Linked DNA regions of Mus musculus: region 2 is linked to region 1. The links are chromatin loops, found by intact Hi-C in ENCODE. Cell type or tissue: gastrocnemius. All regions are shown on one strand. Links, peaks and the distances in the headings refer to the core of each region. The heading gives the core; the rest is flanking DNA. Region 1 has its middle 20 kb from the start of Gm35406. Region 2 has its middle 35 kb from the start of Scd4.

The links. Hi-C counts contacts between places; a loop is a spot of excess contacts. Peaks named below come from ENCODE experiments on the same cell type or tissue, not always from the same donor. Only the 100,000 strongest peaks of a DNase experiment are listed, where the experiment ranks them.
Region 2: it touches region 1 in a loop (5-fold over the local background); 13 of 42 quality-filtered maps call a loop at or near these places.

Annotation. Positions count from the first base shown.
Region 1 is chr19:44,467,659-44,479,236 of GRCm38, forward strand. No RefSeq gene overlaps it. Among named protein-coding and RNA genes, the nearest start is that of Gm35406, 20 kb to the left of the region's middle. In gastrocnemius, for the core only: a CTCF peak has its summit at 6,689 (motif pointing left); a DNase peak (open chromatin) is centred at 6,685.
Region 2 is chr19:44,362,853-44,374,430 of GRCm38, forward strand. No RefSeq gene overlaps it. Among named protein-coding and RNA genes, the nearest start is that of Scd4, 35 kb to the left of the region's middle. In gastrocnemius, for the core only: no CTCF peak of the experiment used is centred there; a DNase peak (open chromatin) is centred at 6,713.

The sequences.
Region 1 (11,578 bases), core at 5,375-7,874:
TCATGATGTCTTATCACAGCAATAGAAAACTAAGACAGAACTTGGTACCAGGAATGGGGTGTTGCTGTGGCAAACCTGACTGTGCTGTGTCTTGGAGGAATATGGAAGACTTTGGAATTTTGGATTAGGAAGGCGGTTGAACATTGTAAGCAGAGATTCATGGGTTACCCTAGTAGGAGTTTGGAAAACATTAGGGCTATGAGCTTTGTGGACTGAAAGAGGCCAGCTCAAAAGGTTTCAGGAGGAAGAATATCCTAAACTGGACCATTCTATGATACTTCAACAAAAACTGTGTGTGGGCTTATATTTTTTCAAAACCTACATTAATAAGGGATCTTAAACCCTTCAACCTCCCTTAAAGCTCACCGACCAAAGGTAGGGAGGGAAGATGGCTAATAGGACAAGGGGGACATGGTCCTGTTTTGAAGTGGTTCTTGGGGCAATTCCAATCTTTGCTGTCAGCAGTCCAGTCCACTAGCAAAACGCCAAATACGCATCATTATCAGTGGCTCAATCCAGAAGAAACCCCAAGGCTCTGCAGAGCTACATGAGACAGCTGAAGTGGCAAGAAGCCAGAAGTTCTTTCGTGCATTTCTCTCTACGAAGTCACAAGCTCAGAGAAGAAATAAAGGTGAACCAAGGCAAGAGTGATGTCAATGAAGACCGGCAAGGCGAACCAATGTCAAAGGACCATTCACTGTAGGCTGGTTTATACTTACACTCTTTCCAAACGTCCCATGTCCTCTCAAGCGTCCGCTCCAGCAAAACATCACATGCCTTTTCACCAGGCAGCTTCCAGAAGAGCGTCACGTGTCCATTCTCAGCAAAACATCTCAAGTGCCTGCCAGTTTTAGAGAAAAATATCCTCTCATAAGACAGCTTCCAGAAAGACATCACATGACATAATTGAGTCTCAAAACACACACACACACACACACACACACACACAGACACACACACACACACCAAAAAAACCAGAAATTTCCACTTCAATGGTAGCTGCCTTCTGCTCTTACCCTAAGAACTTTCCTGGGGCAAAGTTTAAAAGCAAAAGACCAATTTCTTTGGCAGAGGAGTTTTCAAGACAGCCTAATATTGACTCTGTTCCATGTTTATCAGTGATCACTCTTATAGTTTACAATTGAAAAAGAAAAAGCAAGTAAGGCAGGCAATAACATACAATTTAAAGAGGAAACTATGCTCCAGCCAATACTTGTGCTGAATAAGCTAAGAATAAGGAGATGTTTGATCTGCACTGGATCTGGACTGGAGGGTTATCCTCAGGGAAAGACCTCTCTTAGCTAAGCCTCCAACCTGGGAAAGGAAAAGGCCTAAGGACTTTCCTGATCCTAAAAACAACTACATCTAAAAACTGCTGCTGTAGCCGGGCAGTGGTGGCGCACACCTTTCGAAAATCCCAGCACTCGGGAGGCAGAGGCAGGCAGATTTCTGAGTTCGAGGCCAGCCTGGTCTACAGAGTGAGTTCCAGGACAGCCAGGGCTATACAGAGAAACCCTGTCAAACAAAAAACAAAAACAAACAAACAAAAAAAAAACAAGAAACCTGCTGCTAACATGGTCTCATGGGGTGAGAATCCACCCCAAGCTGGCTGTCAAACTGTCTATGATTTGTCATCTAGGTGGCAAAGATTCAAGAATGAAGGGTCATGGATTCTTTCTCCATGGTTTCAGTGAGCGGCTGAGGCCAAGCAATGTGTGCTAGGGAAGCCCCTGTGTGAGAGCCTTGAGAGAACTAGAGACCCTAAGAGGCCATTGCATAAAGCTGGGGATGTGAAGCTTGGGTTTTATTTAAGACCCTAAGATGTTGGAGATGCCGAAACTGTGGAGCATTTGACAAGGAAAGCTGCATGCAAGGAGTGGACCCAGCTCAAGATAAATGTATTTCAGGCAGGAAACTTGAAAGATGGGCCATCTAAGCCCTTTTCCATTGCACATAAAGCTACAGGATTTGGAGTTTACACGGCTGGGTTTCAGTCTTGCTTTGGTTCAATATTTCCTCACCCATGCCTCCATTCCTCCGTTTTGCAATCTATCTTATGCGCCACTGTATGTTGGAAGTATATTGTGGAGAGCCGTGCGTGCCGCGAGCAATCGCCATTATAAGATGGCACTGGCCTCCACTGTGCCTAACTAGTAAACAAGCCTTGTACACAAGCCTTGTACACAGGTTCGAGAGTGAACTCACGCCCAGTCACTGCCTATTTTGGGGCGTAGTAATGGGGTGATGGGCGAGCAACTAATCAGGTGCTGTCACGCCACATCAGGTGCTGAAACGTCATGCTGCGGGCTATATAAGCAGCGCCATTTTCCGGGTTCGGGGTCTTCCTGAGAAGTAAGCAATAAAGCTTTTGCCGCAGAAGATTCCGGTTGTCCTGAGTGTGTTCTTGCCGGCGGGGACAAAAGCTCAGGCAATAGTATATGATTTGCTTTTTGATTTCACGGGTGCTTACCATGAAGATATTCCCTTGACTCTCAGAGGAGACTTGGACTGTGGACTCTCAGACAGTGTTGGAACTGTGAATGAGTATAGGGGCTTTAGTCACTGAACTTAAATGCATTTTGCATTAACAGATATTGCTACAAGCCTGTGAGGGCCTAGGAATGTGGTGGTGTGGATGAGAGTGGCTCGTTTATTTGAATACTTGTCACCACATTGACAAAACTGTTTGGAAAGGATTAGGAGGTGTGGCCTTGGTGGGTGAGGTGTGTCACTGGCAGCAGGCTTTGAGGTTTCAAGAAATTCATGTGATTCCCAATGCATGCGCTCTAAAATATCTTTCTTCATTATTCAACCTTAATATCTATATCATGCAATTTGAACAGAAAAAAAAAAAAGGGTGAAGTTTTCTTCCAATGTCCTGATGCAGGCCTCTAGTAGAAGGTGTGCCCCAGATTAAAAGTGTGTACTACCAAGCCTGGGTCTGGAATTTGCTTTGTTCCAGGCTGGCTTTGAACTCAGAGATCTGCTTGCCTCTGTCTCCTGGGATTAAAGGCATGTACTAACTTGCCTGGGCCTAAGCTTTTCATGGCCACTATGCCTCAAGATCTCCATGACAAGAACCAAGTCAGAAACCTGTGTCTTCCAGCCTCAAGATCTGACCACAGGTATGCCTTTCATTTCTGGATTATAGTTCATTGCAGATGTAGTCAAGAAGAGGACCAGAAATAGCCATCGCCATGTTCTTCCCAAAGTATAGGCCCAAGTACATTTATTAACAATAAGGGTCTTGGGCTGGAGAGATGGCTCAGTGGCTAAGAGCACTGACTGCTCTTCCAGAGGTCCTGAGTTCAATTCCCAGCAACCTCATGGTGGCTCACGACCATCTGTAATGGGATCTGTTGCCCTCTTCTGGTGTGTCTGAAGACAGCAACAGTGTAGTCATAATATATTAAATAAATAATTTTAAAAATAAGGGTCTAGAGATGTAGGTCAGTGGTTCAATCTCACAGAGCTATAAAATAGGATCATTGCTAGTGAAAATTAAAATAAGCGAGTTGTTTTGAAAAACATTTTTGGAGGGTCCTCAAAATTAAAAACTAGGGGGAAAGTACTGGAGGGAAGGCTCAGTGGATAAGAGCATTTGCTGTGCAAACATAAGATCATGAGTTTAAATTCCAAGCAGTCCCATTAAAAAGCTGGGAGTGCTTAGCACTGGAGTGTAGAGACAGGCAGATCACCCAAGGAAAAGCACGGCATAGGCACACATGCTTGTCACTTCAGTGTTGTTCCTGGGCAGAGTCGGTCAGAAGCTTGCTGGCCAACCAGTCTATCAAAATAATAAGTTCTAGGTTCAGTGCGCGACTAAATCAGAAGGGGAGGCAGATAGCCAGCATCTTCACTGCTTTCCACAAGTGCATGCACAGATGTACTCATCAGCACACACGTGTATACACGTGCATACCATGGCACACACATACACACAATTAAAATTAGGCTGGCAATCCCAGCACTAGGCAGATAGAGGCAGGAGGGTCAGACATTAAATGTCATCCCAGCTATATAGTAAGTTTGAGGCCAGTCAGGGATCACAAGACCCTGTCTCAATAAAACGGACTAACATACCAAAGTACTGAAAGGCTCGGTATTGGAACGCTATCCAAATGAGGCGAAGTTGGTTTGTCAAAGAGACACCTGCACTCTCGTGTTCATTACATCATCCAAGCAACCCAAATGCCCATCAAGAGATAAATGGCCAAAACATTCTATCAGCCCAAGCAAGCAAGCAAACCAAAACCCTCCAGCAGCATGCACTCAACTCATAACATTCAACTGCGAAAGGATGAGATCTTGTCCTTTGTACCATTCGTGGGCCTGAGGCCTTTGATCCACTCTGAGTTGATTATTAGTTATAGCTGAGACCTATTTCCAATCTTCTGTTTGTGATTGATATGCAGAATGTATAGGGAATTCAAAAGCTGAACATCAGGGACTGGAGAGACAGCTCAGTGGTTAAGAGTACTTGCTGCTCTTCCAGAGGACCCAGGTTCAATTCCCAGCAATCACTTTATGCAGTTTACAACTCCCTGTAACTAGCGCCAGGCAGGGTATCTGATACCCCTCTCCCAGTCTAGCCTCTGCAAATGCCTACAACACACACACACACACACACACACACACACACACACACACGCAGAGAGAGAGAGAGAGAGAGAGAGAGAGAGAGAGAGAGAGAGGGATGGGGGAACAGAGAGCATACACAAACACATATGCATGCACATAGGTGAAATAAATACACATACCTAAAAAAATAATAAAAATAAATCTTAAAAACCAGTGAACTTTCCCCTCACCCAGTTAGGATGGCTGTTATCAAAGAGACAACACAACAAAACAAACCTTCCCCTTCAAAAAAACCAATAAGACAGTTGTTAAAGGGAACAGTAACTCTAACAGTCATAAAAACAATCTAGAAATTTCTCACAAAACTGAATATAGAAGCCATAGGCATCAGTGACCCCACAACTGGTATAAGTTCAAAGATGGTGGCATTGTTACCCCCAAAAGACACTTGTGCTCCCATGGTGATTACGGCGCTGTTCACAATGATAAAAGTGTGAAATCACCCACACGCCTTTCAGAGGATGGGTAGAGTTTGAAATGTGGTGTATGCAATGGTGTATTAGTCAGCCACAAACAAGAATGAAGACCTGTGACTTGCAGCAACACAGGTGGAACCGGAGGTCATTGTGTCAGATGCAATAAGCCAGACACAAAAAGTTCAAATACAGTGTTCTCGGAAACTATTAAGTTAATCTTTTATAGGATGGAATCATATTGACTCAAGGATAACATTTCCAACATATAAAAATAACCAGCGTTTGGGCCAGCCAGATGCTCAGTGGGTGGTCGCACTCGCTATTTATGACCAGTGACCTGAATTTGACCCTCAGGTCACACACAATGGAAGGAGAGAACCAACTCCCACATTATCCTCTGATCTCTACGTATGTGCCATGCCTATTACACTGCCCACACACACACTCACAGAGTAAATAAAGTAATTTAATAATAACTTTAAAGGATAACTCATGTTTGAAGAGAAGGAAATGTTTACTATCCCGATTGATTATTATACATTGTATGCATTGAACTGCCATAAATTACCAGTTGTGCTGTATAAAGATATACAAATACTATGCAGCATTGAAGTGTCTTTAATTAATTAAAAAAAACCCAACCAAGTAGTTGAGTAGACATTTATATATTCTCTATTATATAGTCATTCTGGGTGTATTGATTTCGCTGAGTCACTAATCGTGCCATTGATAAGAGTGTGTCCAGGAGCAACCATCAGAAATGTAAAATGGGAGAGGAAAGAATTTTACCAGGTGGGGACCAATTAAAACATGTGTAATTAAACCAGATGTGGTGGTGCTTGCCTTTAATTCCAGCAGAGGTAGGTGTGTCTCAGAGTTCAAGGCTAGCCTGGTCTACATAGTAAGTCCCTGGGACCGCCAGAGCTACATTAAGGAGGGAGAGGGGGAGAGGAGAGAAACCTTACTGGAGCTGGAGAGATGGCCCAATGGTTAAGTGTATTACTGCTCTTGAAGACGAATGGTGTTCCGTTCCCACACTCATAAGCAGCTACAACTGTAACTCTAGTCCCAGGGTATGTGAGCATTCTGGCTTCTGTGGGCACATGCATGCACTTGGTACTCATAAGCAAATGTGTCTTCACACACATACAAATCAATAAAGGCAATAATAAGCCTTAGACAAATACCCTCAACAACAACAAAACAACAAAACCAGTACTATTGTGACCCAACACTGTCCTACCAACACAAACCTACCTGTCACAGTGTTGAAATATCACTAAAAGAGAAGCCTAATGTGTCAAGTAATGTCTGACCCATGTACATATTAAAAAAGAATTCTCTCGAAGAAGTGTCTGTCAGACTTGTATTTAGAAAGCCACCCAGAACACCAACCATGACAGTCAATTAAGTTCAACTTCAAGACAAGGCTAGCTCCCGCCTCAGCACTTAGTCTCTTCCAGTTTATTCTAGTTTCACAACGTGGATGACTGAGGTTTCAGACACAGATCTCCAACCCCATGTCCTTTCCATGGAGTTCTCCTCAGGCACCCATGACCTCCAGACAGTCCCTACGTAGACATGTAGGGACGTGCTGCCCCCTGCAGGACACGTGGGCACCTGCAGCCTCTGGATCTACTAAAGTGCCATCCTGCGACGTGCTTGGCGCTGTAGTGTTTGTTCCTTTCCACTGTGCGGCGCTGCTGTTCCGAGTGTTACTGTCCTCCCTGCAAGGGGCAGGAAAACTTCATGACTGCAGGAACCAGGCATAAAAAGGCATAAACAGGGAGGTAGGAAAAGGGGGAGATCACAGAAAGAAGCTGGCAGGCTATTTATGTCCACTGGCTTTCCTTAGAATCCTCCTCATCTGGTCCTTTCCATGAGGAAAGCCACCCCAACTCTCAACACCCCTTTCTTGGGATGCTTCCAAAAGTTCCCAAACCTGGCTTCCAACACAATCGCCAAGGGAAATCTCTTACAGACTTCCAGATTGCTTCCCAGGAAAGTCTGACTCCTAAATGTGGGGAGACATTCGGTCACCATTCCCTCAGATCTCACCAGATGTTGTTGTTGTGTGGTTTACAAAGAAATAAGAGAGCAGAGGCAATCTTAAGGGGCTTGGCCCTTGTGGGACTCCGTGAACTCCCTTTTCTTAGTTCAGTAACAATGAACAGAATTCTGCTGTATGCTCTAGGGATCTGCATGCCCAGGGCAGCCTGCTCAGTTTCCTGAAGCCCATTTAGTGAGTGGCCCTGTGACCCACCTTGTCATGGATTCCAAGAACCAAGCTGCAGTGTCCCCTTTCTTCAGTGTACTGAGAGCGTCCTAGGGAGGGAAACAGGACAGGACCTGGCTGTCCTCAGCATCAGTCAGATCTGGGTTTGTGTCCTGAATTAACATTTTCCTCGCTGTGGGATGATTTAAAATGTCTCCTAATGTTTCCTGTTCCTGACAGCAAACGGAGACAGTCACCTGCCTGCCTCCGAGGCTGCTGTAAGCCTTAAATGTGATCCTGGTCTCTACTGAGCACCCAGGCTGCCCATGGTGTCTAGCAAGTGTCAGCTCTTCCCAGCAGTGAGAACAGCCTTACTGCTATCTCTTCAATGCTGCTCTCTTCAATGCCCTCCACTCCCGTGAACCCACAATGCGCATGGGGTTTTATGCCCTGTTCTGAAGACAGCTGCTTGGCCTCAGCACCAACATCCCATGAAGAAAAGAAAGCCAAGAAGTGTCCGACCTCTGGAGACTCAAGGCTCTTGGACAAGCGCACAGGGTCACTAGGCACTTTTCCATAGCAGGACTTAAGCCAAATGGTCTGCACTTGTTCCTGTAATATACGGGAAAACTCACAACTATGGCCTTCTTCCCTCCAGCCTGCAGTTGCTAACAGAACAGCCCAATGTTACCACACAATTCCTCAACTTCTGCGTCTTTCTTTTCTTCATAAAAAAACACAATGTCCTTTGTATCACCTTAGCCATTTTAAGTGCTATATATCTGTGTAGTTGTGAAACAATCTATCCTACTTCTTTTATCCTTGAGTCGGCTCTCTTTCCGCATCTTACTTCCTTGTGATGGCGCCTGGCATTCAGACTCAGCATCTCTGGCATCCATCCTTGAATACTTCCATCCCTCTGACTAACACTCATTGGTTCCACGGCATTCTGTGGGCCGACCCATTACTCCCTGTGCAGTTCCAGCTACACCATTCTAATCTAGATCCTTATTATTTCTGATCTGTGCAGTGCAAGAGTTTTCTCGGTGATTTTCCTGTCTCACTCTTACTCCAATCTTTATTTTATCCTGGGTCAAGGAGCGAGGCATGGCAGGAATCGATCCCAAGACCGCGCCAATGCAAGTTAACCTCGTCCATAAATGCTTTTGATCATGACGTCCCTTCATTCATAAACATCTTCACTGAAGCTGGTCGTGGTGGCACAGGCCTGTTACCTCAACCTTCAGGAGCCTGAGGCAGGAGAAGTAAAAAGTTCAAGAACAATTTGTCCTACACAGTGATACGAGGCCAGCCCTGGCTACATGGCAAGACTGTGTCTCAAGGAGTTAGACATGTGGCTCAATAATTAAAGGCACTTTCTGTTCTTCCAGAGGACCTGGATTCTGTTCCCAGCACCCACACTCACAACTATCTGTAGCTCCAGAATTACAGAGTGCACATAAAATCATGCAAGCGTTGTAGGTGCACACACACACACAGTAACTTAATAGTGTTTTTCTTTTTAAAGATTCCTTTTTATTTTGTGTGTGAGTGCTTTGCCTGCATGGATGTATATATAGGCACCGTATGTGTACCTGGTGTACACAGGGGAGGGAGCACCAGATAGCTCTGTGGTAGAGTGTTTGCTTCGCTTGCACAAGGCTCTGGATTTGATGCCCAACACAGCAAAGACACACTTTCAGTGACATGACAGCCTGGCACACAAGCTTCTTTTGGATATGCCCTAACACATCTTTTTGGCATTATTTCCAATAAGCATGGAGTGATTTCAAGGAAACGACCAAAAGGGGGAGCCATTGCTGATGTCAAAAGCAAAAGCACAGCTTCATCAAGACTGCCCAACACCATAATGGCATTGCTTTGATTAGAGCTGTCATTTCTAAGAATGTTCTCCCAGGCCTCCGATGATGGACAAACACATACCATTCAGAAAACATTGCTAAAGATGGTTCTTACAAAAGCCTACCTGGTGGTGCAGACCTTTAATCTCAACACTCAGGAGGCAGAGGTGGGGAATTTCTGTGTGTTCGAGGCCAACCTGAACCACGAGTCAGGACATTTAGAACTAAAAAGAGAGGCCCTGTCTCAAACAGCAACAGCAGCAGCAGTAGCAGCAGCAGCAGCAGCATCTGTATTATTTTAATTTTAAAAATAATAGAAACTTAGCTCCTTTTGGAAAGGATGGATCCAAACTACTGGAAAATTTTTGCTGTCTACTGCTTCTGCTCTTGGCAAAATCACCCTCGTCTTCGACCTGGATGACTATAGAGTCTGCCTTCATATTGCTCCCTGCTCCTGGACCACTGCAGAGCCTGTCTGCATGGTGCTCCCAGCTCCTGCCTGTGAGTCCTTTAATCCTTTCTTTGCTCAGCAACCAGAGCACATTTCTGAATATAAGCCATGTCATGATATCTCTCTGCTTAAAACCCTCCTACTGTTTCCATCATCTTCTTTCACACTATGTATCAAATGAAACCCTTTGCCGTTTGTTTTCCACGTCCCTGTGATATCACCATGGCAACAAAGGCTCTTTTTGCTCATCACAGCTGAATCCCTAGTGCCCAGGCAACACCTAACTTGTCATGAGCACCTATGACATAGACGCTGAGTGAATGAATGGACTGTGTTGGAGCAATGTTGATAGACAGCAGCTTACAGACAAGATTGTCCTGACAGTGATGTCAGTTTTACTTGTGGAAAGATCCTCCTTTGGAAAGGAACCTCCCCAAAGTACTATTGTATCCAATCCTTTCCCCCCCCCCTCCCCCGTTTGATTTAGTCCTCTCTGAAACTATCAAGTTCTCTTGCAGTCAGCAATAACCTTAGGTCTCTCAGCACCAGTCGTAGCTCTTGGGATCCTAACATTCCTGTCCTCTTCCAGTTTTTGTCAAAGTTCTCTGTGAAACCCAGGAGTCACACAAATATCCTGCTCAAAATAATGGCCATGCAAGAGAGATGCCACTTCGAAGTACCCATTCTAGAGAGCAGTTTTTACATCTCTATGTCTCTAATCTGTCTGTCTTCCTTCTTTCTTTTCCTTCCCTTTCCTTTCCTTTCTTCTTTTTTTCTTTTCTTTTCTTTTCTTTTCTTTCTTTTTTCTTTTTTTTTTTTTAAGATAAGGTCTCACTATGCAGTAGTGAGTTCCTTGCTGGCCTGAAACTTGCTATTTAGACCAGGCTGGCTTGGAACTCAAAGAGATCTGCCTGTTTCTGTGTTGGAATTCAAGGCGTGCGCTATCATGCCCACTGGCCCTCAACCTTTTCATAATCTTTGTCCATGGGGCCCACATATCATACATAGCCTCTTATGAATATATTTGGGTATTCAGGTTCAGCAGAGCAGAAGATTTGAAAGTACCGAAGAACGTAGATCCTAGAATCTCCCACCTGGTTTTTGGTCACTCCTCTCAGAGCAGGTTATAGGAATGAGTCTGAAATTTCAGTGGCCAGGCCAGCCAAATAATAGTAAGGGGCTGGTTCCATGAGTAAAGGTGTTAGCCACACAATCCTGATGACAGGGCTTCATTCCCTGGAACCTACATTAACAGCGAAAGGAAAAAGGAAAACCCATCGTAGAAGCACACATCTGTAATCTCAGTCATCCTGTGATGAGATGGGAGACAGAGACAGAGTTGCCTAAGTCACTTACAGACCAACTAGCCTGAAGGAAACATGGCACGCGCAGAAACAAGAAAGATCCTGCTTCAACAAGGTGGAAGGCAAGAGCCAACATGTGGATGCTGGGAATCAAACCTGGGTCCTCTGCAAGAGCAGCAAGCACTCTTAACCTCCAAGCCCCGCCGACAGTTCCTGCTCATGAAAAGTTTATGTTTCTAAAAATTCAGAAACTTCTGTAGTTCTAAGTTTCATTGTGACATCTTTAGGCACGTATGCCATTAGACCATATTATCTCTCTGTCTAGATATTAATCCTTCATTAGATGTATAGTTGGCATAATATGTTTCCTATTATGTAGGCTGTGCGTAAGCTTTTATATTTCATGCACGTGTATCTGTTGGTGTTTGCTATTATTTCCTGTGAACACCAAATCCTTTTGAAAAAGCCCTTGTATCCATCTCAGGAAGCCTGTGTTTCCATCCAGCAGTTTCTTTCTTTCTTTCTTCCTTTCTTCCTTCCTTTCTTTCTTTCTTTCTTTCTTTCTTTCTTTCTTTCTTTCTTTCTTTCTTTCTTTTGTTCTTTCGTTCTTTCGTTCTTTCTTCCTTTCTTCCTTTCTTCCTTCCTTCCTTCCTTCCTTCCTTCCTTCCTTCCTTCCTTCCTTCCTGTCT
Region 2 (11,578 bases), core at 5,323-7,822, 100 kb before region 1:
CTGGTCTACAAAGTGAGTTCCAGGACAGCCAGGGCTATATAGAGAAAACCTGTCTCGAAAAAAAAAATTAAATTAAAAGCACCCACCGGACACAGGCAATCCGGGTGCTCAGTACAGCCCAGGATCACGTATAAGGCTTACAGCAGTCTCGAAGGCAGGCAGGTGACTGTCTCCGTTTGCTGTCAGGAACAGGAAACATTAGGAGACATTTTAAATCATCCCACAGCGAGGAAACTGTTAATTCAGGACACAAACCCAGATTTGACTGACGCTGAGGACAGCCAGGTCCTGTCCTGTTTCCCTCCCTAGGATACACTGAAGGGGACAAGGTGGGTCACAAGGCCACTCACTAAATGGGCGTCAGGGAACTGAACAGGCTGCCCTCGGCTTTCCCATTTCTTTGTAAACCACACATCAATATCATCTGGTGAGATTTTAGGAAGATGTGACCAGGTGCCTCCCCACATTTAGGAGTCAGACTTCCTTGGGATGCAATCTGGAAGTCTGTAAGAGAGTTCCCCTGGCGAATGTATGGGGAGCCAATTGGAAGCATCCCATGAACAGGCTGCCGAGAGTGGGAGTGGCTTCCTTCATTGAAAGGGTCAGATGAGGGAAATTCTAAGGAAGGTCCGTGGGCATAAAGCCGGCTAGCTTCCTTCCTCAATCTCCCCCTTCTCCTACTTCCCTGCCTGGTTCCTTCAGTAATGAAGTTTTCCTGTCCCTTGTAGGCAGGACAAGTGACACTTGGAACAGCAGCGCCGCACAATGGAAAGCAACAAACACTACAGCGCTATGCGCATCGCAGGATGGCACTTTAATAGAGCATGGGGCTGCAGGTGCCCACGTGTCCTGCAGGGGGCAGCACGTCCCTACGTGTTTACGTGCTGACCAGGTTGGCCTTCAGGATAGATAAGCCACTTCTGTGCCAGGTCAGAAACCACAAGCTCCGCGTTCTGAAACTAGAATACTAGCAGGCGAAACAAAAAGGAGAAGCCTGCTACAACCAATGTCTGTGCCTTCCTGGGTAGGGTAAAAGTATGGGTTTCCCCGGCCTCTGTGACTTTAAAAACAAATATTTGGGCTGAAGAGATGGCTCAGCAGTTAATAGTATCTGCTGCACTTGCAGAGGTCCCGGACGGATGCCCAGAATCTCGGTGCCGCTCACAACCATCTGAAGCCTCAGTACTAGGGATCTGATATCCTTACGTGTAGGCAAAACACTCATATTGATAAAATAAATAATTAGCAACAACAAAGATCACATCGACAGTTGCGCCTCCTCTCAGGCACATCTTGGGAACAGTTATATTTGTGCTACACGTGAGTCAGGCGTCCTGATGACATATGGGTTGTGTCACTGTGTCTTCTAATTATACACCATTTGCCTTGACTTCTGGCACAGTCACCCTGCTCCTGTCTGCTTTGCACTCCACCCCCTCGTTTCACACAGACACACTTTTTTTCAAAAGTTGTCTGATATTTAGGTAGACACAGCTCTTCCAGTGCCATGTTGAATAACGGAACTAAATTGATGCAGCTAGAAATAATATTGCTAGCGTACATATTAACACCCCTACCAGATTGCTTTCTCTTCTCTTTTTAAACTTAAATTGCTTTCATTGATATAATGATTGCACTTTATATTTTTGTGATGGTAATGTACACATTGTGTGCTGGTTACGTCAGGATAATTAGCAGACCATCACCTTCAAGCAGTTTTTAAAATTAAGTCATATTTATTTATGTAGGTGTGTATGTGTGTGTGTGTAGGTGTGTATGTGTGTGTGTGTGTGTGCGTGCATGTGCCTCCATATACATGTAGTCAGAGGATAACTTTTAGGAGTCAGTTTGCTCCAGGGATCAAACTCTGCCAGATTTGGTGGCACCCGCTAAGCCCTCATGCCAGCTTGATTTGGTGGCACCCGCTAAGCCCTCATGCCAGCTTGATGGAATGTTATTATTTCTTCATGTTGAATAAATACATTGAAATCCTCCCTTCTCCTTGGTTTTTTTTAAAGATTTATTTATTATTATACATAAGTACACTGTAGCTGTCTTCAGATGCACCAGAAGAGGGCCTCAAATCTCATTGCAGGTGGTTGTGAGCCACCATGTGGTTGCTGGGATTTGAACTCAGGACCTTCAGAAGAACAGTCCCTTCTCCTTGTTAGGAGACAGACATATCGGTACATTTTCTTTTCATCCCAGTGAGCCATAGAACCCCAAAACTTACTGTTGTCCGCACATCAAACCCACGACCAGCCTCACCCTAGCCCTCCTTCCTTCCTGTTCTCCCCAGCTTCTCACCAGGACTGTTCTCAGCTTCAACTCTCAGCTATCATTCAGCATTTTTAGATTCCACATCTGAGTGAAATCATAGCTTGTGTCTGCCTAATTTTACTTAATGTAAAGACCCCCAAGTCCACCCACGGTGTTAAAAATGGTGGGCTTTTCTTCCTTTTATAGCTGAATGGCATTTATGACTGAATAGCATACCACAGATTCCTTAGATAGTGCTCCTCCCATGCCCATCTGGGTTGACTGGGTTTCTTTCTTTTCTTTTTTTAAAAAATTAGATATTTTCTTTATTTACATTTATTTTTGTTTTGTTTTGTTTTTTGAGACAGGGTTTCTCTGTATAGCTCTGGCTGTCCTGGAACTCGCTCTGTAGGCCAGGCTGGCCTCAAACACAGAAATCTGCCTGCCTCTGCCTCCCAAGTGCTGGGATTAAAGGAGAGCGCCACCACTGCCCAACTTTATTTACATTTCAAATGTTATTCCCTCTCCTGGTTTCCCCTCCAAAAACCCCCTATCTCCACCACACCCCCCCCCCACCAACCCACTCACTCCTGCTTCCAGGCCCTGGCATTCCCCTACACTGGGGCATGAAGCCTTCATAGGACCAAGGGCCTCTCCTCCCATTGATGACCGACTAGGCCATCCTCTGCTACATATGCAGCTGGAGCCATGAGTCCCACCATGTGTACTCTATGGTTGGTGGTTTAGTCTGGGGTACTGGTAAGTTCATATTGTTCCTTTTGACTGGGAGTCTTATCTACTATGAGCAGGACTTCAGTAAACTCAGGAGTGCAGGTGTTTCTGATAGTCTGATTTCATCTCCTTTAGACAGAAACCCGGTCAAACTCTCTCCTGGTACTTCTACTGTCTCCTGTAAAGGCCGTGCTAGTTTGAATTCTCACTAGTAATGTGTGTGACATATGTGTGTGTGTTTGTGTGTGCATGAATGTGTTACCGAGCTACCTCCTGAACCTCTTATTTTTAAGATTTATTCTGACTTTCTACTTATTTTATTTTTAGTTGCAACGCGTGTAAGGCTTGAATATGTGTGCACATAAGTGTAGGTGCCTGTGTAGACCAGAGGCATTGGATGCCCTTGGAACAAGAGTTACAGTCATTAACTCCTGGCGAATCCCTTAATGTAGCTACCCAGGTCCAAAAGTACATCCTTAGCAAGAGCTGTCTGCCCACTGAGCCATCTTTCCAGCCTCCTGAAAGGTTCTTGAGGTTGTTTGTTTGTTTGTGGGTTTTGTTGTTGTTATTTTTTTTAATTTTATTTTTTTATTATAGGGTATCACCATGTAACTGTGGCTACTCTGGAACTCAATATATAGACCAGGCTGGCCTCAACCTCACAGAGATCCTGCCTCTGCCTCCCTTGCACTGGGATTAAAGGTGTGTGACACCACTGCCCAGAGGAAAAAATACTTTAGCAGAGTGGAAAGTAAAGAAAAATCAGGGAGAAGGAGAAGTGAAAACTAGAGTAGATAAGATTCAACTCAGGTGACCAAGAAAAGAATGTGGGCAGGGCTTGGAGGTTCCAAGGAGGGTCTAACCTAAGGCAGCCAGAAGGGAGGGGGGTAAGTCTAGTGTTTTCACAGACTGGAACTCCCAAGGGTGCATCATGGTCAAAGAAATGACTTACCAATCACAAATGGGCCTTCTGTGAGAGAAAACGGTAACTTTGTGTCGCTTTATTTTGCTTTTTTTCTGTTTATTTTGTGACAGGACCTCCCTATGTAGACCTGCCTTTCCTCAAGCCTGTCATCCCCCTGCCTCAGACTCCTGAGTGCTATTAGCCACCATGCCAGCTTCATTTCTCATTTTTGTGGGCTTTTCGCTTCTACGTATGTTCAAGAGAATGCAGAATGTCTGAGAAAAGGCTGGGGCTTCTGCACCTCACCCATGCCCCTTCCTCGACAGACCAACCATCTCTCTCTGAGGTACCCGATTGTCTCTGGAAGCATTCTGTCCTGTGGAGGATGAAATAATCCATCGATTTCCATGGTGTAAATGTGAGAAGATGGGATCTGGACCGGTGACTCGGTCACGGCTGTAAAGAAGAATAAGTAAGTCTGGAAGGAGTGAGATTGAGGGGCAGAACGCATTGGTTAATTGGGTTTCTGATTAACTACGGGTTAATGAGAAGACACTTCTGTCTGAAATCTCTCTAGATTGCCTCAGTCCATTGCCTCGCTTTAATAAGTAACCTAATGAACATAATTAAATCTCTTCTTACCGATTCTGCATCCTGCAGAGCCTTGGGATCATTGCTCTGAACACAATATGTAATTCTACCCTGCACTGTAGCTGCAGAAGGTACCGGAATTACAGGCAGCTCCTCCTCACTCCCTCGCTTTAAACAAACAAACAAACAAACAAACATGCCCACGATCTATATCTTCATTATATGTAAATCTATCTTAGTTAAAGCAAGTGCCAGTTGTGTATCATAGGATATGTCCAACCCTTTGGCCCATGAGGGGACTTGGAGATTGTGAAATGTAATAATGCTACATAAAAATAGAAGAAAAGTAAAATAAAGGGGGCAGGGAGCATGAGGACAGCTAGGGGACAGCCCGATCTGCGGTGAGGGCAGCAGGATCTGCTGTGAATCCGTAAGGTCTGTCCCCACGCTGGGCCACCACTGGCCTCACTGGGAGGCTCCTACTATGCCTCCCCGTCCCTGACAAAAAGTGGTGGTCATTTTTGAAATTGCTTGTTTTAGTGAAATGAAAATAAAATCCGCTAAAATGTCAGAGCCGGGGAAGGGGGGGGGGTGAGGAAGAGTCGGATTCCTTTTGTTCACTGATACATTCTCAATACACCAAGAGGGTCTCCCCTTGTGAAAGGTCTCCAACATGTGTTGGAGGAATGAAAGAACAAAACGGAGAATCAATATTTATTATGTACAAGTGTCTTAGTTAGGGTTTTACTGCTGTGAACAGACACCATGACCAAGGCAACTCTCGTAGGGACAACATTTAATTGGGGCTGCCTTATAGATTCAGAGGTTCAGTCCATTATGATCAAGGTGGAAACACATGACAGCATCCAGGCAGGCATGGTGCAGGAGGAGCTGAGAGGTCTACATCTTCATCTGAAGGCTGCTACCAGAATACTGGCTTCCAGGCAGCTAGGGTGAGGGTCTTAAAGCTCACACCCACAGTGACACACCTACTCCAACAGGGCCACACCTTCTACTAGTCACTCCATGGGCCGAGCATATACAAACCATGGAAACAAGAGTACTTGATTCTGTGGCGTTTAACATTGAATCCAATCCAAGAACACAGCACTGAAGTTTATAAAGCAGAGAGACGTGACTCTATTAGACATTTATCAAGATTGGTGGAACACAGGCCCCACCTTAGTTAGCTTTGATGACAAATTAAAGCTTTCCGTGGCTGTCAAAAATGGTCTGACCAAAAATAAAACATCAAAATTCTACTCAGGCAAATGTTCCATATGGATTATCACACATTCCTTGAAATAAGGCCAACGGGGCCATCAAAACTTGGAAGCCGAAAATGCAGAGACTATACCCGGCAATTATTATCCACTGGACCCTTGACTGGAGTTGCAAGGACTGGCAAGTGTGCTTACAGGATGCTACGTCTGAGGATATGCCTCAGACTCAGGCAGGGAAGGAGGAACCTGCAGAAGCCCTGCTCTAACGGACCAGTCTAAAACCCATCAGTGCAGGCATCTATGGTTGTGTGGCTGCTGTGTTTGGACAGACTCTTGGTTTTGACAAAGATGGCACTTACCTACTGGAGTGCACTCACCTTCCTAATCCAGAAAATTCCAGGCCTCCAGATCCTTTGAATTTTGCTTCCCTTTCATCATCACTAAGCCATACTTTTTTTTTTTAAAATAAGTCATGCTTTTTGAATGGATTTTTAAAAAAGATTTATTTATTTATTATATGTAAGTACACTGTAGCTGTCTTCAGATACTCCAGAAGAGGGCATCAGATTTTGTTACGGATGGTTGTGAGCCACCATGTGGTTGCTGGGATTTGAACTCGGGACCTCCGGAAGGGCAGTTGGCGCTCTTAACCACTGAGCCATCTCGCCAGCCCCCAAGCCATACCTCTTTTGAAGTTAAGAATATTTGTTGATTGGGTGCATCTTAGGGACCCACTGAAGGAGCCTCTGCTGCACTGTAATGATCTGTGGACATTTAAAACAGGGAGTGTGAGGGGTTTGGAAAACCATCCCTGGGTAGATGAGATGGGTAAGCGAGAGGGAAATGAAGATTTTTTTTTTTTAAATTACTCATTGTGAGTGGATGTGTACGTGGGCTGCACTCACATTGTGGTCAGAAGATAGCTTGCTGTTCTTGCCTTCCACATGTGGGTTTCAGGAATCAAACTTAGGCCATGGGACTTGGCAGCAAGCCACTTACCCACTGAGCCGTCTCATTGGCCCAACGCTCGTGTTTTTAATTAAGTCCCAGGCTCGGATGATTTTGAGTGCACCTCTAAATCCCTTAATCCTCATAACCTCAACTGCACACTACAAACAGCGCTTTGTGGGGACAGTCACACAAAACCACACTGCCAGCTGACAAAGTCCATTGAAAACATCCTTGCTATCGTTTCCTTATTCCTTGATGTCACCTGGTTTCTGAACACACCCAGTGAGAGCCTGCCATACCCTGGAGAGCCTGCCCTCTGGGGAGAGATCGGGCTTTCTGTGCTCTTGACCTCAGATGCCTGCTCAATCCTCTCTACCCTCTTCTGAGCCAGCACTTTTGGAGGTGAATGAATGACAAGGCGGTGAATTGACTGGACATAGAATGCGAAGAAGAGGGGATGCTCTCGAGTCCCCTTAGACTGAAAAGACAGACTTCAGGGAACAAAGGGGCCAAGAATGGGCTGCCTGGGGAAGCCGTGTACTGCGCAGGTTCTAGACTGCAGGGCTGGTGGGATCCAGGGCTCTTACAGGTCGGTCTGAGACCTGGGAAGGCAGGGGTGTCTGGAAAGGGTGGACCTAGATTTCTGTTCTACAGTCTTGAAGAGACACAATAATCTTAAAAAGACTATTTTATTTCCTGCTTTCTTTTAAAAAATGGATTTATGTCTGTGTACCATGTGCATTCCCAGTATCTGTGGAGACCAGAAGAGAACTTCATGTTCCCAGAGACTGGATCAACAGGTAGTATGGACTATCATGCAGGTACTGGGACTCGAACCTGGGGCCTCTTAAATAAATATTCTTTAGTCTCTCTGCTGCCTAGCTCCTTTGCAGACACAGGTTGAGCGGCACACAGAGGCAAAGAGATGTCTCAATAGGGGTGTGTCTTCATGTCTGCTTAAGGATGTTATGTAATCTGTCTGTGAGAGATGAGTTCCATTGGCCTTCCAAGTCTTGACAGTAAATCTTTGATCTTCGTGGAACGGGGAGGATTTGACCGACCCAAGACTAATTATATAACTTAATTATTAGTCCCCTCCCACTCAGTCACTTCAGAAGCTCCCTGCCCTGAGTCTCCAAATGACTGGACATGGAATTCGACGAAAGGGGACGCTCCCGAGTCCCCTTAGACTGAAAAGACAGACTTCAGGGAACAAAGAGGCCAAGATCTTTCCTGTCAAGATCTCATAAGACCTTTCTTTCTCAGTTTTTGTTTGTTTGTGTGTGTTTGTGTGTATGTGTGTGTTTTGTTTGTTTGTTTGTTTTGAGGCAGAGTCTCATACAGCCCAGGCTGGCTTTGAACTTGCTATGTAGACAAGGATGATAACCTTGTCCCTCTCCTTCTTCCTTCCAAATGCTGGCTTTACAGGTGTGTTGCCACCATCGGTTCAAACTCAAGGCTTTATGAAGGCTAGGCAACCACCCAGTCACTTGAACTACACTCCAACCCTTGCCCTCCTTTTCAAATCTCAAGCTTTTCATTTTCTCCTCAGGAGAGAGCCCTCAGACTCAGTCACCGAGGCCACAGGAATGGCTTCCTCACCGGAGCACTGTGCATGTCACTGACCATACTGCATCCAGAATGATCTTTGGAAAATCACACCCTGCGTTCAGACTCCCTGTTAAGAACTCTTTATTGGTTTTACTGGGGTGAAGCCTGGCGATGTCAGCCCTCTGGGACAAGGTGCCTTCCCGCTTAAGCCTGTCCTTCGTCTCTGAGCACGTTCCCTCTATTCCCATGTTCCAATGGCAGAACCTGAGAATGAGTACTCTCTCTTCTCTACATGCTACTGTCCCCTATCCTTCTCCCACTAAGACGGAGCTAGCTAACCCTGCTTTTTTCCAACTCTCTAGAAAGTTTTCCAGGCTTCCTCCCCATACCAGATCCCCTCTAAGCCTCCTGTACCTGCCATTTCCACATTGTGATTGCATCTGGCTTATTGCTGTCCTTCTTACAGTACATGGACCAATGTACCTTTCATTAGGTATTTATTTCTTGACCTTATCCATAATACCATGCCATAGTGTGGGGGATGTTTAAAGAGTTCTCTTTCTGGCCGGGCAGTGGTGGCGCACATCTTTAATCCCAGCACTTGGGAGACAGAGGCAGGCAGATTTCTGAGTTAGAGACCAGCCAGGTCTACAAAGTGAGTTCCAGGACAGCTAGGGCTACACAGAGAAACCCTGTCTCAAAAAACCAAAACCAAACCAAACCAAACCAAACCAAACCAAACCAAACCAAATCAAACCAAGCCAAAACAAAACAAAACAAAAGAGTTCTCTTTTTAAACCCTGTTGATGAATTGTGTAGTTTCTACTATTCTGCTTTAAGCTCCGGGCAGAGAGCACTACAAGCCCACTGCCCAGGTCCCCTTGGATACTCGGATGAAAGACCCCCCACACACATTAGCTTATTTTTAATATGCTTTTATCTCAATGGCCTGACTCTTCTAAGCCTTCCTCAGCTAGCGCTCCCTTCTCTTCACTTCCAGCTCAAACCTCTCTAATCCTTCCCTCAGTTGCCCAGTTATCTTCTCCTTGCTCAGCATCCTAAATCTGCCCTCAGCTTAGATGTGTTTCTAATCTCCTGCCTGCTACCCTAGGCCCAGTCAGGGAAGTGGCCAATGGCCATCCCACCTGAGATCTCACAGAGTGGGTGACCCCTTCTCCTCCTGCTGCATCTTAACCTGCCTCTGGGAACCTGGAAGTCCACCTCTTCTGCCTAGCCACTGGCTGCTAGCATCTTTATTGATCCATCAAGAACCAATTGGGGAACAGGACTTCAGCCTTCACAGGCAGATTTCCGAGCATATCGTCAGAACCACCACTTACACATTGGTTTTTCTCAGACAACAAATATGCATTTTAACAAAGATTCCATGCAAGCGGTAAGCCCAGTGCTAGATTATGTTTATCCATTTGCTTTCAAAACTAGGGAACAAGTCAGGAATTGGAATGTATGCCCCAGGGTAGAGTGGCAGGATGACAGATCGATTGGGAAGAGTCTGTCCCCAGGGTATTTGGGCCCCTTGGTAAAGCCTCAGCTCACATTGTTGAGTCTATCCCTCATTTCTAAACCAAGGGCACGTAGTGACAAGGGTGTCCTGTCTTCACTTTGCCTCCTTTCTGCTCACCACACTCTAATTCTCCTACCGCTGGTACGTGGACCACGTGACCTAAAGAAATCCCTTTCTCAATTTTCCGTGTCAGATAAATGTCAGTATAATCTTGTTTTTCCAGCAAGGCAAAAGAATTAGACTTAAAGTCAGCATGGTAATATGCACTTTCATTTTCTGAGTCTCAGTATTTCTACCCTCTAATATGTAGTTAAAATGAACTCCCTGCCATGACCCCATACTCCGTAATAAGCCAATGTTTATCTCATCCCACTCCTCTTCTCTCCCCCCCCCCCATTCTCCTTGTCTTCTTTACCTCTCCTCCTCTGTTCTTATTCTGTTTCCTTTATGAACAATTTCTATCCAAAGCTGGTGGATAAGCAAGGCGGAGGCTTCACGGAGCAGGGTAGATGGGCAGGTGTAGACATAACTACAGAGGCGTGCAGTACATGAGAGGTCTTCATGTACCACAAGGGGGCGCCTATGATTGCAAGATGGATCCGGGGTTGGGTGAACAGGGCAGCCTTGGAGAAGTGAAGCCAGTGTGTGCTGATGGCCTCGAGTGCTGTGAAGGTGAATAAATATTTGGTGAAGAAAGGAATATTTAAGCAATTTCCAAGAATCTTCTTAAATGACTATTTTTTTTTAATATTTATTTATTTTATGTATTTGGGTACACTGTCCCTGTCTTCAGACACACCAGAAGAAGGCATCAGATCCCATCACAGATGGTTGTAAGCCACCATATGGTTGCTGGGAATTGAACTCAGGACCTCTGGAAAAGCAGTCAGTGCTCTTAACTGCTAAACCATCTCTCCAGCCCAACTATTTTGTGTATGGATGGTTTTGTCTGCATGTATGCCTGTTCATTGCATGCATTCCCAGTGCCCTTCAGAGGCCAAAGGAGGGTGCCAGATCCCTCAGGACTGGAGTGGGTGGTGGGATGTCTTAAAGGCCGAGACATCTTTCCAGATGCTCTTTAAATAAATCTCAAACCCCTTACCCTAATCACATGATGGAATATGACCAGGCATGGGACAGATCCAAGTCATATTCCAGCCAGGAGGGTGCAGTAAACACGGCATTGGTTCACACTGGTAGCCTGTTAAAGACTCTGTCTGGGAATCCATTTTTAGTTTCAAGCTATATACGTTGGCCACCAAGATACATGATGTTATTAAAGGCAAGTTTTATCAAAATGGACTGGAATAAAAGTATTCCCAGGACAAGAAGGGCCAACACGCTCAAGCTATATAAGCCATTCTTGAAGCTTGACCAAGATGAAAATATTGACCTTAAGCCATGAATAATTTTATTGGCAGTATCCACAGAATTAAACTCAGTGGAGCAGCACTGTTTAAATTCATAATCTTGTTACACAAAGTTAAAACATCCAGAGAGGTGTTAGAATTATGCCAAATACCCTGCAAGTGTCTTTGAATTTTCTCCCAATTATAGTGACTGCCATTGTAAGTGTTAGAAGCAACACAAGTCTATTGGTATTTAGCATGACACTGGAGATGGCTCCTTACTCTTAGACTCTGAACCTCCTTTACAATAATTTGAATATAGTATCAATAAAGAGCATCAATCCATTGTTCCAAACACCTATCTACATTCTCTTAAACACTCAGAGCATTAGTAACATTTTCTGCTAAATGATTAGCAAAAGTAGCTGTCTTAACTTTTTTCATCAAGGCATTTGCAGGAGCAGTATTGCTCGCTATTAGCAGAACCAAAGGT